2 separate regions of the Homo sapiens genome follow, and region 2 is linked to region 1. Evidence: read pairs that join two places in POLR2A ChIA-PET (ENCODE). Cell type or tissue: CD4-positive, alpha-beta T cell. All regions are shown on one strand. Links, peaks and the distances in the headings refer to the core of each region. The heading gives the core; the rest is flanking DNA.

Region 1 (10,043 bases), core at 1,468-9,467:
AAGCGCCGCACGCAGCCCCGGTTCCCGCTGGTGCCTCTCCCTCCACACCTCCCTGCAAGCTGAGGGAGTGGGCTCCAGCCTGGGCCAGCCCAAAAAGGGGCTCCCACAGTGCAGTGGGGGGGCTGAAGGGCTCCTCAAATGCCACCAAAGTGAGAGCCCAGGCAGGGGAGGTGCCAAGAGCAAGCGAGGGCTCTGAGGACTGCCAGCATGCTGTCACCTCTCATAAGTATATTGAAGAGATACCTGCACTTTTACATTTATTGCAGCACTATTCACAATACCCAAGGTTTGGAAGCAACCTAAGTGTCCATCAACACTTAGATGAATTCACAGAGAAAATGTGGTACATAAATGCAGTAGAGTACTATTCAGCAATAAAAAAGAATGAGATCCTGTCATTTGCAACAACATGGATGGAACTGGAGGCCATTATGTTAAGTAAAATAGGCCAGGCACAGCAAGACAAACTTCAGATGTTCTTACTTATTTGTGGGAACTAGAAATTAAAATAATTGAACTCATGGAGATAAGAGAGTAGAAGGATAGTTACCAGAGGCTGGGAAGGGTAGTTAGGGGGTAGGGTGTGGGAGGTGGGCAAAAAAAATGAATGAATAAGATGTAGTATTTGCTAGCAAAAAAGGGTAACTATAATCAAAAATAATTTAATTGTACATTTTAAGAGTATAATTGGGCCAGGCGCAGTGGCTGAAGCCTGTAATCCCAGCACTTTGGGAGGCCAAGGCAGGCGCGTCACTAGAGGTCAGGAGTTTGAGACCAGCCTGACCAACATGGTGAAACCCCATCTCTACTAAAAATACAAAAATTAGTCGGGTGTGGTGGTGCACGCCTGTAATCCCAGCTACTCAGGAGGCTGAGGCAGGAGAATCGCTTGAACCCAGGAGACGAGGTTGCAGTGAGCCGAGCTCGCACCATTGTACTCCAGCCTGGGCGACAGAGCAAGACTCCATCTCAAAAAAAAAAAAAAAGTATAATTGGATTGTTTGTAACACAAAGGATAAATGCTTGAAGTAACAGATACTGTTACTTCACATTATTAATGATAAATGTTAAAACACATTTACCCTGATGTGATTATTACACATTACATGCCTATATCAAAATATCTCATATACCCCCTATATACACCTACTATGTACCCACAAACATTTTTTCACTATTACAGTTTAAGATCATCACTTAACAAATGGTATTTATGTCACCTATATCCTCGTACAGACTGTTCTATTCCCATAGACCAGAATGTCCTCAGAGAACAAAAACAATGCCAACAGTGTCCCTCTGCTGATATTCAAATTATAATAGCAATTTAATATTAATAAAGAACTATGGTTTAATGTCAGTTTGAACCCAGCATCTTCTCTGCAGATTGTCAGGGCCTCCCTGGACAGTGCAGATTTAAAAAGGTTATATGACTAAAGAGAAAGCACCCTGCTCTTGTCAGGACAGAGTAGGGTATGGACACTCTAGGGGAAAACCTCCACACTCCTCCCCAGTACAGAGGATCACCCAGAATAACTTTGTACCAGATCACAGCAGAACCTGGCAGGACTCTGATCTGCCCCCTCAGATGCTGCCCACATCTCCAACATGGAGTTCTCAGACCCAGCCTTCTTGTTTCGACTTGGCCCACCTTTCTTCAACACCTGGTGGCTTTCTTCCTCTTTCTCTGTCTGTCCTTCCCTTTCTCTTTCACCTGTTTTCACTTCGCTTCCTGTACCTATGCATCACTTATCTGGTAGCAGCACATAATGAAATCTTTCCTTCCATTTGTATGATAGGTAGGAAATCACTGGTGGAATTAATCCAGTCCACATTATACAAAGTTTAACAGAAAATTAAGAAACCTAGGCTGGGCGCAGTGGCTCACGCCTGTAATCCCAGAACTTTGGGAGGCCGAGGTGGGTGGATCATCTGAGGTCAGGAGTTTGTGGCCAGTCTGACCAACATGGTGAAACCCCGTCTCTACTAAAAATACAAAAAATTAGCTGGGCGTGGTGGCGGGTGCCTGTAATTCCAGCTACTTGGGAGGCTGAGGCAGGAGAATCACTTGAACCCGTGAGGTGGAAGTTGCAGTGAGCTGAGATCGTGCCATTGCACTCCAGCCTGGGCGACAGAGTAAGACTCTGTCTAAAAAAAAAAAAAAAAAGAAACCTAAACAGGCATAAATTTAGACAGTCCCTGGGTCAGTGATCTCTATTCCATGTGAACCTATTTAATAGGAAATGTCAGAAAATTTCCCAAATGAATGTTTAGACCTCATTCCCATGCATTTATAACCCAGCTAGGTTGAGGTATTACCTCAACCATTTCTTAAGAAATTGACTTCACCGCAGATCTTCAAACCATTTCAACACTGTTTTTCCTTAGTGTATGCATTGCAGAAAACCTCAAACCTCTGCAGAAAGTTGGCATGCTAAGCTTTTTTGGCATCTTGTTTTTTGAATCTTATATTGGGGAACCCTTAAAGCGAGTATGTGCAGCTACTTAAAATAGGAAAAGTGTGCCACCTTCTGGCCTTGAACGTCTGTTGATTCAGTTCAAATCTACCTGTCTCAAGTGATCCTATCTGCTCCTATTTCACATATATTTCATGAAATTTAGACCAAAGGAAAAACACATTTTTTATCTTGTAATTTTTAAAATTTGAAATAATTTCAACAGACTTTGAAGCATTGCACATTTTGCTTAAAGTAAAATTGTTTCCTTTGGTGTAGGATTAATGAAAAATTCTCTAAGTACAGTTCCATGAAGATTTCTACCCAAAAGCACTGCTTGGGCAGCATGGTAAAGAACATATGTACAGGGCCAGGTGGGAAACAGCAGTGAGAACACACAGAGCCTGTTCAGTGAAAGCAAAGGCTCTGATGGGTCAAGGGTGATGTGTGGGAGCAGGGAGTCATGTTGTTGGGTAAGACAATACAATCAGATCACAGTTTAATCTGACTAATTCTAGCTTGAGTCTAGCATGCAGGATGAAGTTGAGCATGTAGAAAGAAATGAGATTGTTGCAGCAGTGGAGGCAAAAGTGTGCAGGCAGAGTACACACAATTCAGCAGGAACATTAAGAACCCAACAGAGAAATAGAGGACATGAATTGTTAACTTTCAAGATAAAAGGTATTAACACATACTGCTGGCTTCAAAAGCTTGTATTTAACATTTACTATACACATTTCCAACTTCCAGCTCCTAGCAGCTTGTTTGCTAGACCTCAGCAATATTCCCAGCTGTCCCCTTTTTCTAGATATCACCAAGGATGTGCATCATATATGTGAAAGGAAAATATCTTGGACCCCTAAAATCACTAAGCGAAAGGAAAATTCAAACTGGAAACTACTCAGGGCAAACCTAGCTCCCATTCTATTCAAAGTCATCCCTCTGCTCACTGAGGTAGATGCATATCTGACTGCCTCCTTTGGAAAAGCTTATCAGAAACTCAAAAAAATGCAACCATTTGTCTCTCCTCTACCAGTGCCCTGGAAGCTCCCTCCTTGCTTTGAGTTGTCCCCGCCTTTCTGGATGGAACCAATGTACTTCTTACATATATTGATTAATGTCTCATGTCTCCCTAAAATGTATAAAACCAAGATGTGCCCCGACCACCCTGAGTACATGTTGTCAGGACCTCCTGAGACTGTGTCATGGGAGCGTGTCCTCAACCTTGGCAAAATAAACTTTCTAAATTAGCTGAGACCTGTCTCAAATGTTCGAGGTTCACAAATATAATGATAAGCCATGTTTGCTGTAGTTAGCACCTAGCATCCTTCATGAAGGCAGAAACCCACAGTTCTCAGTCTTCAAAAGACCACATTGCCACTGCTGACACTGCTCAGTCCCTGACTTCCTGTCAACTGCTCGACACACAGTCTCCACAGGACCAGGCATAACGAGATAAAGATTTAATGTTCTTGGCACCCAAACTCTAGTTGAAGAAATTGCCTTTATTTGGAGTTCTCCCTTGATAACCGCTGGCAGAACTGAGGGCTGAGAACACTTGAAGGGAGCTGAACTGCTGGGCGTGCCGTGGGGCAGCAGGTTGGCAGTCACAGGAAAGGAGGGGAGGGGGTGGGGCAAGCGAGGGCAGCTGGGGAAGGTGAGCTGGGAGCTGCTGCCAGATGAGAAGGAGGGTAAGGTGGGATGTGTTTGAGGAGCCTCGGAGCAGCATAGAAGGGGCTGAGATTCACATCTCAGTTGTATGGAACTGAACTTGAAGGCAGGCAGTGCTGTGATAACGTAAGCTTTTAGGAAATCATAGAAGTCTCAGAGTTTTGGAGTTACCCAGACTATGGAAATAGGAGTTGGAGGCAAATTATATTCAGATCTCAAGGGCCAGGGAGGTTTCAATACCTGGTAGTGCAGATTTCGTATCTAGTCTGGGAGGTGGGCAGTGGCAGTGAGAACCTTCTCTCAAAGAAGACTGCAGATTAAACTCTGTCTCCTGCTCAGCGCACTTGTTTTCACATTGTCTGTGGTGGCTTTGACTCAAGCAGAGTTGAATAGTTGTGATAGAGACTGGATCACCTGCAAAGATTTACTGTCTAGCCCCAAAAGCACGTCTGGCAACCCCTGACCTCAAGTATTAATGAGCCTTTCAGTGTGCAAAGAAAGGCCTGTATCCAGGTTGGGGGAAAGACAAACTTCTCAAGAAGAACGTAGGTACAGAAGCCGCAGAGAGAGCGGGAAGGCCATGGGGAAGAGCAGCTCCAGCCCCCATGGCAGTCATGAGCACTTAAAATGTTTCCACATGGGGGCTCCAGTGATTAGGCTCGAACAAAGTTAACTGATTAACTTTCAAGAAAGATCAGAGAAACGGCTGGTCTTGGCTAGAAACCTTGGCTCTACCACAGAAGAGCAATGATGAGAAGGGAACTCTAGAGTGAAAACTGCAGAGGCCTAGAAAGGTGAGGACGGACAGAGGGCCTTTGAGAGCAGGAATAGGGTGGGGCTACAAATCTCTTGTTCATGTGCACCTTTGAGCATTCATGGGGGAAGTCTGATAGCAGTATTAGAAATTCAAGGAAAAAACAGCTGGTTTACCAATGTAATGTGATTAAAAGACGGTTCTCATCAGAATCCCTCAATTCTCTCCCCCCTCACCAAATCCCCTTCCCATCTGCTTAATTATTAACCCTTGGAAACTCAGCTTGAGAATTACTCCCCCCAGCCCTCTCCCAGGCACCAACTCTGCATCTCCATAGCCCCCATTCCAGACCGCTCAGGATGTCCTAGCTGTGGCACAGATGGTTATTTGCCAGTGTTCCTTCTCCCCTTGTTCCTTGGCAGACCAAGTGGACACATGACCTCCCAGAATAAAAACTGTATTTCGCAGCTGATACGGTTTGGATCTGTGTCCCCATTCAAATCTCATGTCAAACTGTAATCCCTGATATTGAAGGAGGGGCCTGCTGGGAAGTGATCATGGGGGTGGGTCCTTTGTGAATGGTTTCGCACCATCCCCTTAGTGCTGTTCTCGTGACAGAGTCCGCCCAAGACCTGCTTAAACGTGTTCAGCACCACCCCTCGCTCCGCCTTGCTCCTGTTCCCACCATGTGAGATGCCTCGCCCCGCCCCAACCCTTTGCCTTCTGCCATTACTGGAAGTTTCCTGAGGCCTCCCCAGAAGCAGAAGCTGCTATGCTTCCTGTACACTCTGTGGAACCATGAGCCAATAAACCTCTTTATTACCCAGTCTCTGCTATTTCTTTACAGCAATGCAAGAACAGACTAATATATCAGCTTCCCTTTGTGTGGCCTGAAGACCACATTCTGATCAACAGGAAGTAAGCAGTCGTGTTGCGTAACAACCCACAGCAAGCTTTACCAGACAGCTTGTGTGTGCCCTTTGTCCCTTCTCTTCTTTCTGCTGTTTCAGAATATGAAAGTAGTAGCCAGAGCTCAAATCTCTCTCTCTGTCCCTGGATGGCATACTAAGTAGCCACAACATGCAAGATGGACGTCTGGGTCCCAAAAGTGGCAGAGCTCCCATGCCTGGGGCTTACCTCTGGACTCCTGTGCCTAAGAAATGCCTCTCATTTAAACTACTGTTTTCCCCCATGAGGTGAAGCTATGTTTCTTTCTCCCATTAGTACTACCACCCCAATTCCAACCAGAGAAGTACTACCACCCCAATTCCATCCTCAGAAGAGGGTGCTCAAAAAACAATCCCAGCACTTTGGGAAGCTGAGGCAGGAGGACCACTTGAGCCCAGAAGTTCAAGACCAGTCTGGGCAACATAGTGAGACCCTATCTCTACAAATTTTTAATTAGCTGGGCATGGTGGTACATGCCAGTAGTTCAAGCTACTGGTGGGGAGGAGGTGAGGTGGGAGGATTATTTTAGCCCAGAGGCTGAGGCTACAATGAGCCATGATTGTGCCACTGCACTCCAGCCTGGGTAACAGAACAAGACCCTGTCTCAAAAAAACAACAACAACAACAACAAAACATGGACAGCAATTACATCATGAAGAGGCTTCTATGCCCTCCAACCACCTGCATTCCTGTTTTATTGATGTTCTAGGCTAAATATTACACAGGTTAGAATTTGGCATTAAGGAGATAGAGAATCCCAGAAAAATTTTAAAGCTACTCTTACCCCAAAGAAAAGGTTTTGAACACTATATTTGATAACTTTCTCTTAAATTTTTAATATCACAATTGATATGGTTTGTATTTCTGTCCTTGCCCAAATCTCATGTCAAATTGTAATCCCCAATATTGGAGGAGGGGGCTGGTGGGAGGTGATTGGGTTATGAGGGCGGATTTCCCCCTTGCTATTCTTGTTATTAAACCTGGTTGTTTAAAAGTGTGTAGACCTCCCCAAGCTCTCTTCCTCCGGCTCTAGCTATATAAGACGTGCCTGCTTCCCCTTCGCCTTCCACCAAGACTGTAAGTTTCCTGAGGCCTCCCCAGCTTCCTGCATGCTTCCTGTGCAGCCTGCAGAACTGTAAGTCAATTAAACCTCTTTTCTTTATAAATTACCCAGTCTCAGGTAGTTCTTCACAGCAATGTGAGAACAGACTAACAACAATCAACTCATGGCTTTAACACAAAAAAAATAGGTAAGTTCAAAATTAACATATTACCACATCCAACTTCTTTATTCTTGAGAAAACAAAAAAGTCCAAAATCAAAGGAAAGCACCCGTTTTAAACCCTCATATCTTTCTCAGGGCTCACTGCAGTCTGGCCATATCTCAAGCAGGTCTGTCCAATGGCTTGGAACATAGACTTTTGCAGTGAAACTTTAAAAACATTACTTGAATTAGGATTACACAAAAAAAACTAAATTCTAAGTGAGCACAACTATCGCTGAGACCCTGAAATTTCAGGAAATAAACATGGTTCAAAACTCAAACTGTTCATCAAAATAATTACGCAGGTCAGCCACCACTGCAGAACCATCACTGCTCAGAGGAATTGAGTCAGCAATGACTGATCTCATCATCTCTTCATTAGCACATAAGCGGTTCAACTTGGGATACGCAAGGAGTCTCTGCAGAGGTACGAAAAATTTATCTCCAACACAGAAGGGTGTGGGAGAGTTCTCTATCTTGGCCTTCTCAACCTCTGTGAAGACTGGTCCAAAGCATGGGACAGGGGCCTTTGAGCCACCAATGTCTTTGGGCTTATCACCCCGTTCCCCAGCCTGTTCTTTCCGCCTTGGCAGGTGGCTCACTCTTAAGCTTTCCACTTGTTGGGACACCTCATTAACCAACACAAGTTTAAAGAACCTTTCCTGCTGTAAGCTTGGGTATGAGGTGGTAAAAACCTGAAGGGAAAAAACAAAACACTTACAAGTGTATAATAATATAAACATACATAAATTTTCAAAGCCATCAATAACTTTTTTGCCATGTAAGAATAAATGTACATATTGAATATATGTCAGATCCTACTAATCGTAAATGCCTCAGTTATAATGGGAATCAAATCACTGACACATAGAAATTAACTATCCGATTTGCTTTCTAATGCTAATGCCCAATGTCTCCCAGCCAGGTTTCTACCAAGTCACATGAACCCAGTATTTCTACTTGATATTACAGGGGCAAGGGCAAAAAAAAATGAAAAATGGTTCAGTTAAAAGGGAAAACGTGGGTAAGTGCAGTGACTCACACCTGTAATCTCAGCATTTTAGGAAGATGGGGCAGGAGGATTGCTTGAGGATGGAAGTTCAAGACCAGCCTGGGCAACATAGTGAGACCCTGTCTCTACGGAAAAAAAAACAAAAAACAAAACAAAAAAAAGCTGAGCATGGTGGTGCACGCCTGTCGTCCTAGCTACTTAGGAGGCTCAAGTGGGAGGATCGTTTGTGCCCAGGAATTCAAGGTTACAGTGAGCCATGATTGTGCCGGTGCACTCCAGCCTCGGTGACAGAACAAGACCCTGTCCCTAATTAAATAAAATTTTTAAAGAGGGGGAGGAAGTGTTTCTTCTTCTTCTCTCTTTAAACCAAAAGGGTCTGAGAAGTTTGTAGGCTCAAAGAGTAATGTCCTAAGCCAAGCTGGGGAGAAACTGCTGCTGGCTTTCCTTTTTACTACTGATAATCCTAACAGATTACAAAAAGAGGTTGCTCAACTATTGCTTTCAAGTATTCTGGGTGTTTTTTTGTAGAGATGGGAGATCTCACTATGTTGTCCAGGCTGCACTCGAACTCCTGGGTTCAAGCAATCTTTCTACCTTGGCCTCCCAACATGCTAGGATCACAGGTGTGAGCCACTGTACCCAGCTACTTTGAAGTATTCTAAGACAACCCCAGCAGATCATTCCCTTTAACATGCCTTGAAACACCAAAAGGCCAGGCAGTCTCAAAGGACACCGTAGGCTAACTCGGACAGTAGTCATGGGGCCTGAAGAATTCTCCTAGAGTGAACCACAAAGCAAGGTCATTTACACTCATCTCTACTTTGGGGATTCTTACTCCCCAAAAAAGTTCACCATCCTAATGTATCTCTAGCCCTGATAGCTATCTCACAAAGAATACTCACAGCTTTATAAACATGCTGATCATGCTGCTCTGAAAGACATGATTCTGTTGCCTTTCCTCCATTTTTCCGGAAGATTCCTATCTGGGTACAGTATCCAACATTCTCAGCTCCAGCTGGTGGTTCCCCGACACCAGTAAACTCCACAGAGTAATCATAGCGATTTGCCACATATAAAGCCCTGAAACCAAAACGAGGACAGCAATCATTTTTCTAAATGTAGAGCTACTGTTAAATAAGGAACCATTTCTGGTCAGCAGTAAAAGAGAACATGAAAAATACAATGAACATAAATACTTCTAAGTTACAAATTCCTAACCACCAGTGTATTTATTTCTAAGAGAAGTCAAGGCAAGGATATAGTGTCAGTTTCCAATTTACCCTAAGAATATGGAAGACGAAAGGAAAATTATGGGCAGGGTGTAGGGGTGGACAAGGAGGCAACAAGTGCTCAACCCAACTACCCATTTGGGTTTGCAATTACACCAGAAAACATGACTAAGCCTCAGGAGATATCCCGGGGAGGGGCATGAGGCTCATTCTCACTGTCCCAAACCTTCCCTCTGTTTTGTTCCTCATCTCCATGCCAGTACTACAGATGCCTTCACATAAAAGGTGCCCAGTAACCACACCCCCTTTCCACACTTGCCCAAATGCAATGGTTCCTTTGTGATCTTATTACATACTAAGTCACACATTGGAATCAATTTTATTGGAAGAAAGTACAAAACAATTTAGGTAATGTATGTATATCAATATTTATTTCCTAAGATTTTAAACTCCAACAGGATCCCAAATAAACAAAAACCCTTCTGAACTTACCAGGTCTGAAACTCCATTCTGGTCCACTCAAATTTATGATCTGAATCTCTTAAGGTCACTGATGGAAACAGGGGATTGAATTCAGAGTTTGGTGTGCTGATGACAATCATGGATGGAGACAGGTACCCAAATACCACTTCAGGAAATCTGGCCAGATCACCTGAATCCAAATGTTCTATTCTAAAATGGTTAATGAGAAAGACATAATAAAATCTAG
Region 2 (10,043 bases), core at 753-8,752, 57 kb after region 1:
GAAATACTTTTTTTGACGGCTAGGGTATCTTTTGTGTTTCTGTAGGACCTAGATGTGAAGGCTGGTGGAGGCTGTGTAATGACCATTGGAGAAATGCTACGATCTTTTCTCACAAAACTGGAGTGGTTTTCTACCTTGTTTCCAAGAATTCCAGTTCCAGTTCAAAAGAATATTGATCAACAGATTAAAACCCGACCTAGAAAAATCAAGAAAGATGGGAAGGAAGGTGCTGAGGAAATAGACAGACATGTTGAACGCAGACGTTCAAGGTAATGTCACTCTTGAATTATGCTTATTTTTCATATATGCTTTATACAAAATTAATGGTTCTGAGAAATAGCAAGTTCTTAGGAATTTGTTTTTACTGTTCATTTTATTAGTTTGTCACTTTTACCCCCCAAAGATTATTTTCTTCCTTTCAGGGCTTTTTCTATAAAATTATGCATCTGTAAATGAGAACAATAAAATTTTTTGCTTTAATGATTCTTGACATGGCCTTAAGCTTGAGGACATGAATAAATAATGCTGTTGAAAGTTTTACTGTGAAAAGAATTGCATATGTTTTATTCATTGAAATTTTCTTTCTCCCTCCGCCTTCCTTAGGTCTCCAAGGAGATCTCTGAGTCCACGGAGGTCCCCAAGAAGGTCAAGAAGTAGAAGTCATCATCGGGAGGGCCATGGGTCTTCTAGTTTTGACAGAGAATTAGAAAGAGAGAAAGAACGCCAGCGACTAGAGCGTGAAGCCAAAGAAAGGGAGAAAGAACGGCGAAGATCCCGAAGTATTGACCGGGGGTTAGAACGCAGGCGCAGCAGAAGTAGGGAAAGGCATAGAAGTCGCAGTCGAAGTCGTGATAGGAAAGGGGATAGAAGGGACAGGGATCGAGAAAGAGAGAAAGAAAATGAGAGAGGTAGAAGACGAGATCGTGACTATGATAAGGAAAGAGGAAATGAACGAGAAAAAGAGAGAGAGCGATCAAGAGAAAGGTCCAAGGAACAGAGAAGTAGGGGAGAGGTAGAAGAGAAGAAACATAAAGAAGACAAAGATGATAGGCGGCACAGAGATGACAAAAGAGATTCCAAGAAAGAGAAAAAACACAGTAGAAGCAGAAGCAGAGAAAGGAAACACAGAAGTAGGAGTCGAAGTAGAAATGCAGGGAAACGAAGTAGAAGTAGAAGCAAAGAGAAATCAAGTAAACATAAAAATGAAAGTAAAGAAAAATCAAATAAACGAAGTCGAAGTGGCAGTCAAGGAAGAACTGACAGTGTTGAAAAATCAAAAAAACGGGAACATAGTCCCAGCAAAGAAAAATCTAGAAAGCGTAGTAGAAGCAAAGAACGTTCCCACAAACGAGATCACAGTGATAGTAAGGACCAGTCAGACAAACATGATCGTCGAAGGAGCCAAAGTATAGAACAAGAGAGCCAAGAAAAACAGCATAAAAACAAAGATGAGACTGTGTGAAAATATTTTGTAAAAGTGGATCACATTGAATCCTATAAATGATTAAATCTGCTTTTTTCCCCCACGTTGAGATTGTGCAGTAGTTCGCACTCCTCAAGCTCTCCCTGTAGGCTGCATTTTCATTTCCTCTTTCGTGTAGGGAAGTGCCTTTGTAATTCCATTTATTGCATTGGTGTTTTCACCCAATTGTTAAGTTTGATACATGATGCACAGATTGTTCTTGCATTTTTATTGTTTGTTTTTGAAATGTACAGTCTGTACATATGTCCTGAAAATGTTTTAATTCCTTTGGCATGGTTGCCATGTTGGTTAAATTTGTATAAGGCAATAAACTGCCACTAATCTATTTTTGTTTTGTAGGTGTGGGATTATGGTTTGTGTACTGAAGTTAGCATGGCTGTGCTTTTCGTAATAGAATGCTAAAGACTTTGAGAATGGATCTTGGATGTCTATTATAGGAGAAGTATGTGCTGCCAATGTACAAGAAGGCAGCATTGTAGGATTAACATTCTTGTCTACTGTATATTATCTTGGAAGGCTCTTGTTAATATGTTACACTTAATATTCTCCACAGTTACCTTTAGAGAGAATTTATGAGAAGTTAGTTTCTGATGCAGAGGTTTTTAGGCTGTGATTTCATCAAAAGTCCTTTTAGCATTCTACCTCAAAGGGACACTTAGTATGCCTAAAATTTATTCACTTAGTTTTCCTTTTTTATTTGAAAAAATACATGACATGTAATCTTTTTTTCTTGAATTCTTTCTCAGATTTTAAAGTACTATATTAAAGAAAAAAATTAATGTCTAAAGCCTAGCATTCTTGCAGAACCCTATACTAACATGTAATGGGGAGAGGGTGGGGCAGATGAGTAGAGAAACAGATTCAAGCCTCAAGCTTCCAAAGCATTTTTATAAATGGAAAATCCTTAAATTATGAAACAGCTTGATATAGTGTCCTTTTTTTAAAATTCAGAACTTTTTTTATTGATAATGGAGATTGCTGTTTGAGTTTTTAAACTTAATCTAGAACAGAGGAGTATTAAAAGTAATGCTGTGCTGCATTATTTAAGACTATCAGCAAATTATTTGATAGATTGTTCTTACAACTTGTATTCTGATTACAGAACCATCATGAGTGTGGAATAAATACTGGATTAAATCCTTTATCCTGGGTCTTGGCTTTTCCCCCATTTGTTAAATTTTTTTAGCATATTTATATTGTGGAAATTGATGAAACGTCAGTAGAGTCACACTTTGTGTACAGGGATGTCTTAGTGCCCAGATGACAAGTGAATTTTGGAGAAATGCATAGACTGGGATTGGGCATGTGGTAATCAATAATCTTTATTAGAATACTTGATAATGGCAGTTCCCTTTGTCAGTGGTTGTTACATGTGTCATTTGATTACTTTGTTCCATGTCAAAGACGTTTATTGGGATACCTTTTACTTGGACAATATGTTAGCATTTTTTAAAATTTGGACTTGAAATTCTTTAAGATAATTCACCCAATTCTTTTTAGAAAAGAAAATAGAGGCCCAAAGTAATGATGTCAGTGCTAGGGCTAAAACTCAGTATTCTGACAGTGTAGTGAACCTGGCACGCACATTGAGGTTTGTTTTATCTCACTGGTTATACTGGCCAACTAATGCGCACTCAGAAGCCACCTTGCAAAAATGTTAAATGGAGCAAACGAGTACACTTGCAAGAGTCCTCCATATGTGGGCTTAACATATGTACCACTCCATTTTAGAAAAATCTCATTAAATGAATTCTTCTAAAAATGATATGCTTTTTTCTTTTTTAAGAAAATTCCTTTGTCTTTTAAATTGAGCATCAAGTGAATTAGTGCTATAGACACCCAGAAGTTAGAAAAACCTATTGTATAATATGAAAGCCACTAAATTTGTCTTGTGTTGAAAATCTACTTTTAGCATACCTAAATTATGGAGCTACTACTTTGGATATGGTTCCATGTGAAATGTTTTATCTGACTATTTTAAGTAAAATGTGGAAAGAATTTAAATTACTTCACATGGAGGTGAAAGAACTATCACCTCGATTGACAGTTCGATGATCGTCACTACATTTGATTTCTTGTGGGTTTTTAGTTTGTTTTTGTTTTGAGACGGGCCTGGCTCTGTCACCCAGACTGGAGTGCAGTGGTGCAATCTCTGCTCACTGCAGCCTCCACTTCCCTGGCTCAAGTGATCCTCCGAACTTGGCCTCCTAAGTAGCTGGGACCACAGGTGCATGCTAGCACACCCGGCTAATTTGTATTTTTGGTAGGGTTGGGATTTCGCCATGTTGCCCAGGCTGGTCTTGAACTCCTGGCCTCAAGTGATCCACCCACCTCAGCCTCCCAAAGCGCTGTGATTACAGGTGTGAGCCACCACTCCAGTCCCTTCTTACGATTTTTAAATATGTTTGCTTTTGAGGAAAATTATGGTAGGTGTGAGAACATGTAAATTGTGCTAGTTATTGCTATATATATGCATGATTTATTTGGAGAGTGGCTTCCTAAGAAACTGGGAAAACAAGTGGCTATGAAAGACATCTCACATTTCTTGAAACATGAGAACATTTGGACACGAACATCACACGCCGGGGCCTGTTGTGGGGTGGGGGACTAGGGGAGGGATAATATTAGGAGAAATACCTAATGTAGATGACAGGTTGATGGGTGCAGCTCACCACCAAGGTACATGTATATCTAGGTAACAAACCGGCACGTTCTGCACATGTATCTGAACTTAAAGTATAATTTAAAAAAATTTTTAATACAGCTTAATAAGCATCCTCCATCCAGTTTTTGTACTTACTGGAATGATTTCACCTTTCCATGTATTAAAATCTTTTGCCTGTTTTTAATGTTCAATTTGCAATTAAATTCTATACATGGGCGAGTATATCATCAATCTTAAACTTTTAATATAAAGTGTTCATTTTAATATTGCCCTGTTTTTATCTCCTAACTCTGATTTAGTTCCTCAGTTCCTCTAAGGCAATGGTTGTTTTGAGTTCTGGGCCCACTTTTTAGTAATCTGATGAAAGCTACCATCCTGTCTAAAAAAAAGTACCCCACTAGGTGCAGTGGCTCACATCTGTAATCCCAGCACTTTGGGAGTCCGAGGCCAGTAGGTCACCTGAGGTCAGGAGTTTGAGACCAGCCTGGCCAACATGCTGAAACCCCATGTCTACTAAAAAGTGGAAAATACGGGCCGGGTGTGGTGGCTCATGCCTGTAATCCCAGCACTTTGGGAGGCCAAGGCGGGCAGATCACAAGGTCAGGAGTTCGAGACCAGCCTGGCTAACACAGTGAAACCCCGTTTCTAATAAAAATACAAAAATTAGCCGGGTGTGGTGGTGTATGCCTGTAGTCTCAGCTACTTGGGAGGCTGAGGTAGGAGAATCCCTTGAAACCAGGAGGCAGAGGTTGCAGTGAGCTGAGATCACGCCACTGCACTCCAGCCTGGTTGACAGAGCAAGACTCCGTCTCAAAAAATCAAAATACAAAATACAAAATACGCCGGGTGTGGTGGTGCACGCCTGTAATCCCAGCTACTCCGGATGCTGAGGCAGCAGAGTCGCTTAGAACCTGGGAGGCGGAAGTTGCGGTTAGCCGAGATCTCACCACTGCACTCCAGCCTGGGCGAGAGAAGGAGGCTGTGTCTCAAAAAGTACCTTAAAATTTGTGTGTAACTTCAAAGGAACTCACAAACTGCCCTAGGACTTTGGTTCTGTTCATTAACTGATTTTTTTAAAACTATGCTTAGATGTACAGTGTTTGGGAATTAATAAACCAGAAACTTAAGTTCCTAAGAGTACTTAGGCAGTTAGTTGCAAAGGCAGTATCTGTTTTGTTATTTTACTTAGAGCTGCAGAGGAAGAAAAAAATGACAATGGTATTCACTTAATTCTCTTCCCTAAAAGTTGTGCTTTATTATAAAGTTTTTGGTTAGTAGAGATGAGGTCCCACCACTGGCAGTTTGTACATCTTTCAACTGATGCCAACGTGCAACCTCAAACACTGACTAGTGGACCAATTCTCAGGTGATATTGGCCAACTGATGGGCGTTGATTCTGTTCCTAGTTTGATTCTATTACGTAAATGCTGAAATCAGCCTTGAATGACTAAATTATAGGACCTCTTAAGTAGAGATGATTTTACGTGGCAGGAAACGCTTCTTGGTAGTGTCACTCTGAAATTTCCCCTCCGTCATTCCACCCTATAAAGTCCCACAGTACTTTGCAAGTACCTCTGAAATGGCATTTATTGGGACCATTGTCACAACTGGAAAATGTTAGCATCATGGCTGACTTAAAATCCGTTATTTGATTTCTCAGAGTATTGATATTCAAAGCATTTCTATTTACATAATCATGATCCACAATGTGTAGCACAGATATGTATCCAGATGTGTGTGTTAGGGGGTGGGGGGTGCTTTTTCAGCCTATTGCATAAACAGAGAACTGACCTTACAGCATTTCATGTAAGCCCTGAGGTTTTGCCACAAGGATTGGAAAAAGAACTACTTATTGTAAAGAAATCCTCACATAAGCTTCCCTGATCTGCAGGTACTTAAAGTCCACCAATCTTCAGTTGGTTTTCCTTGGCTGATTCTTGTTCTGGCCATTCTGAAGCTGAATTATTTCTCTGTTTCTTGAGTCAGTGCAATTAGTCACACACATCCCTGCCCCGCCCTCCAACAAATTCCATCAGCTATGAACCTCTGACATCCAAAATAAACATATAATCTAAGTGAAAACAAGCAGTGCTTGCTGAGCAAATGCAAGGGAAGACCTCTTGTCTTCTCCTTCCCTCTTATTTAGAAATTTTGAAGTCAATGTCCTGGATATTCGACTATACCAATAGAGGGAAAATCTTAAATGCAACACTCATCCAGCCAATCCAGGTACTGGTTCGGTGAACATTTCCTGAATGAAGTGTTCCATGGGTTAGCCGAAACTTGTGCAGGGACAGCCAGTGATTTGTGGATGTGCCAGTTATTTATACATTTTCTAGCTCCACATCCACCTTTTATTTCCCTGCTTCGTGATTCTGGAGCTGGGCCTTTTAAACATTTTTCCATTGCCGGCTGGCATAATGTTAAGCGTGTCAGTGGAGCATGCTGGAGGGAGCTGCAGCAGAGAGGTGTGTTTTCTTTTTTCTTTTTGCTTCTCCATTGTGTAGGGGCCAGTGGCATGTAGAGCACCCAGCAATATATATCCCCCAGCAAATTTCAGTACCATCTCATTGAGAGAAGTGGGAGTTCCCCGCAAGTCCACGAGTCCCCTGCCCGCTTCCCAGCAAGTTTGCTAGTGCTCCAGCAGGCACCTGCCCAGGAGTTTCAGCAGGACCTCACAGGTTTCCCAGTAAGTCTCAGTGGCACCCCAGTGGGTGGCCTCCTAGCTACTTTTGTTGACACCTCTGCTCTCCAGCTCCAACCTTCAGCTTCTCAGCATTTGCTGAGAAGCCACAACTGCACCCTCGCCAACAAGGTCTGAATCTCAGTCTAGCAAGGGAACGTCTCCTAATGTTTTCGTTTTTTGTTTGTTTGTTTTGTTTTGGTTGTTATTGTTGTTTTAGACAGAGCCTTGCTCTGTCACCCAGGCTGGAGTGCAGTGGCACGATCTCAGCTCGCTGCAGACTCAACCAGGGCTCAAGCAATCCTCCAGCCTCAGCCTCCTGAGTGGTTAGGAAGGATTATTATGGGCGGGTGCCCCTACAACTGGCTGATTTTTATTTTTCTTCCTAGGGACTGGGTCTTACTGTGTTTCCCAAGCTGGTCTCAAACTCCTGGCCTCAAGCAATCCTCCCTCCTTGGCCTCCCAAAGTGCTGAGATTACAGATGTGAGCCACTGTGCCCAGCCACGTCCCCCACATTTGTTCTTTTCTTGGGTCCTCTGCCTCAGCACTAGAGGTAATGGCTGCTCCCTATATCCACTATTACTGTATTTTTTTAGCCTTCTCTTTACCTTTAGTAGTTAACCCCGTTACTGGTTAATAATTCTTTGTATCAAACTTTGCCTCTTGGAATTACTGTGTGTTTTCTGTCTCTGGACTGGACCCTGAATGGTACAATGTATTAAAATGATGCCAGTCATATGGATGCTCCCTCCTTTGGCTGGCTGATGAAGTAGTCTAGTATAAAGGGCTCAGCCCAAGAAGTTTGTTGAGAATTATGTAAGTGAATCAGACAGGCTTCTTTCAGAATTTTAACAGAAAACTAAGAATTGGCCAGTCCTTAGAAGAGTGGACAAGATGCATAGTTGTCTTACAACAGTGACCATGTAAAAGAGTCACCGGACCCTGAAGCTGCCTCACTTCCTGCTGGCTTTCTAGTTTTTTCCCAGTCTGGTCAGTGGATATCCTTGCAATTTCTCTGTTTTTCTTAAGGTGGCCTGAGTTTCTCTTCCCTGGAATACAGGAGCCTAACTCTGGTTTCTTTTATTGTAATAACCAGGAATCTCTGATCAGTAAGGGTCTTCCTGATATTTTCTAACATTGAGTTTTTAATCTGTTTATCCTTGTTAGTACCAGCAAGAAAATACCATCTACTTAATTTGAGTGAAGAAGAAAAAAAGTGGTGTGTGTTTGTGACAAAAAGTGGGGTTTGTTTGTTTGAGACATGGTCTTGCTCCGTTGCCCAGGCTGGAGTACAGTGGCACGATCGTGGCTCACTGTAGTCTCAACCTCCCAAGCTCAAGTGATCCTCCTACCTCAGCCTCCCAAGTAGCTGAGACTATAGGCACACACCACCACACCTGGCTAATTTTTTATAGAGGTGGGGTCTCACTGCATTGCCCAGGCTGGTCTGGAACTCTTGGGCTCAAGTAACCCTCCCACCTTGGCCTCCCAACATGCTGGGATTATGGGCATGAGACACCATGCTGGGCCCAAATAGGAAGTTTTATATGATTCCTCTTTTTTTTTTTTTTTTGGTGGAAATGGTCTGCCTTTGGCAGAAGGGGGATGTAAGGGCATGGTGGAAGACTACATTATGGATTAGGGCCACTAAAAATCTTGCAGTTTCCAATGTTTTCCTGGAGTTAATCCTACTCTACATTCCTTCTATATCCCTAAATATTTCTTTTTGATATCCCCTACAATGGCCACTTCAAATCTTTACTAGTTTCTGAAGTTCCTACTTCATCTCCATATTCATTTCATATTCATATTTACTGCAGCCTTGACCTCCCTGGGCTCAAGCACTCCTCCCACCTCAGCCTGCTGAGTAGCTGGGGCTACAGGCACACGCCACCCCACCTGGAGACTTTTTTATATTTTTGGTAGAGATGGGGTCTCTCCATGTTGCCCAGGCTGCTCTCAAACGCCTAGGCTCAAGTGATCCACCTGCCTTGGCCTCCCAAAGTGTTGGGATTATGGGCATGAACCAATGCGCCTGGCCACCTCTCTCTATATCTTTCCGTTACATGTCTTAAATTCTGCCCTTGGCTGATCTACCTATGCACCAGATCACATTTATTTATTCATTCATTTGTGTGGTAGACTGCCAATTGTTCCCCAATAGAGATTACTGGAATGTATCGTTAGTCTCTTTTATCTCCTCTCACTGAATTCTGCTGCTTAGAACTTTAATGTGATAGCTGGAACTTTATCTTGGACCAAGAAGGAGGGCCTCCTCCTAGGGATGGCAGACTAAAGAGGAAAAAGGAGCCTGGGTCTCTCAAGACTCCGTGGAATAGAATTGCCACGCCACTCCTGGAGGCTTTGCCTCTACTATTTTATATCAGGAAGAAACTTCTGGTTAAGCCACTGTTATAGGTTTTCTGTCCACTCTCAGCAAAACCTAATCCCGACTAATCACAGTTCTGAGATCTGGAATTGCACACCAAGTAACATAAGCTAAAGTAGTGCGCATGAGCTTAGTGAAGGAGGGTGGGTGTCAGGAAGCATCAACACAGGCATGTGTGGTCTGGAAAGTGGATGATTCTTGTGTGGAGCATCCTCACATTTTCTCCCTCTTCCGTTCCAGACTCTTATCTTTATCTTTTATTTTCAGTCCCTCTCCTGGCCTTTGCATTATTTACTAATCTTAAATTTGCTGATATTACCTTATTAGTACACTAATAATGTGTAAATAGACTTACTCTTGTAGCTATTTCCCCTCTTGGTTGTCTTAGCTCCATTCCCTTCAGTATCAAAATTCATGCATTCACTGCTTTGCAGAATCTCATTCCTGAAGCGAGAATTTCAGACAGCTGGTAAATTTAGTCATTCAAAGCTTTAAAGTAAATTCATATTACAAAAGCAACCGCTTTATTTGCATTGTTTCCCAATGGAACAGTTCAGCGATAACACTCATTACCTATTTTGACAACCAAGAAGTTGACATTAGCCAGAGACGGTTGCTAACACAATAATTATCTTTCCTAACTCATTTCTTTAAAATCATTGTACTTCCAGACCATTGTTTTTCTCTCTTTCCTGAATCCCCTAGGTCCTATAAAACACGTCATCAGATTACACCATCTACTGTCCCTCAGTTGTCTATATCATCCATACCCAATAGATACTCCCCTAATATTTTAATAATTATAGAGTTTAATAGAGGCTC

The links. ChIA-PET counts read pairs that join two places held together with the same protein. Peaks named below come from ENCODE experiments on the same cell type or tissue, not always from the same donor. Only the 100,000 strongest peaks of a DNase experiment are listed, where the experiment ranks them.
Region 2: POLR2A ChIA-PET joins it to region 1 with 12 read pairs; 16 of 35 experiments call an interaction of 5 or more read pairs at or near these places.

What each region holds. Positions count from the first base shown.
Region 1 is chr1:108,641,204-108,651,246 of GRCh38, forward strand. It overlaps HENMT1 (HEN methyltransferase 1), which reads right to left. Exons shown (of 8, transcript NM_001102592.2): 6 at 9,827-10,006; 7 at 9,008-9,185; 8 at 7,092-7,788. The coding sequence ends at 7,363. Among named protein-coding and RNA genes, the nearest start is that of HENMT1, 15 kb to the right of the region's middle. RefSeq lists a silencer at 1,335-1,535. In CD4-positive, alpha-beta T cell, for the core only: CTCF peaks have their summits at 2,535 (motif pointing left) and 2,735; DNase peaks (open chromatin) are centred at 2,518, 3,858, 4,718 and 5,698; H3K4me3 peaks cover 1,723 bases; H3K27ac peaks cover 4,489 bases.
Region 2 is chr1:108,698,559-108,708,601 of GRCh38, forward strand. It overlaps PRPF38B (pre-mRNA processing factor 38B), which reads left to right. Exons shown (of 6, transcript NM_018061.4): 5 at 46-269; 6 at 604-4,370. The coding sequence ends at 1,462. Among named protein-coding and RNA genes, the nearest start is that of FNDC7, 9.3 kb to the right of the region's middle. RefSeq lists an enhancer at 4,955-5,044. In CD4-positive, alpha-beta T cell, for the core only: no CTCF peak of the experiment used is centred there; DNase peaks (open chromatin) are centred at 3,103, 5,073 and 5,623; H3K4me3 peaks cover 1,424 bases; H3K27ac peaks cover 3,625 bases.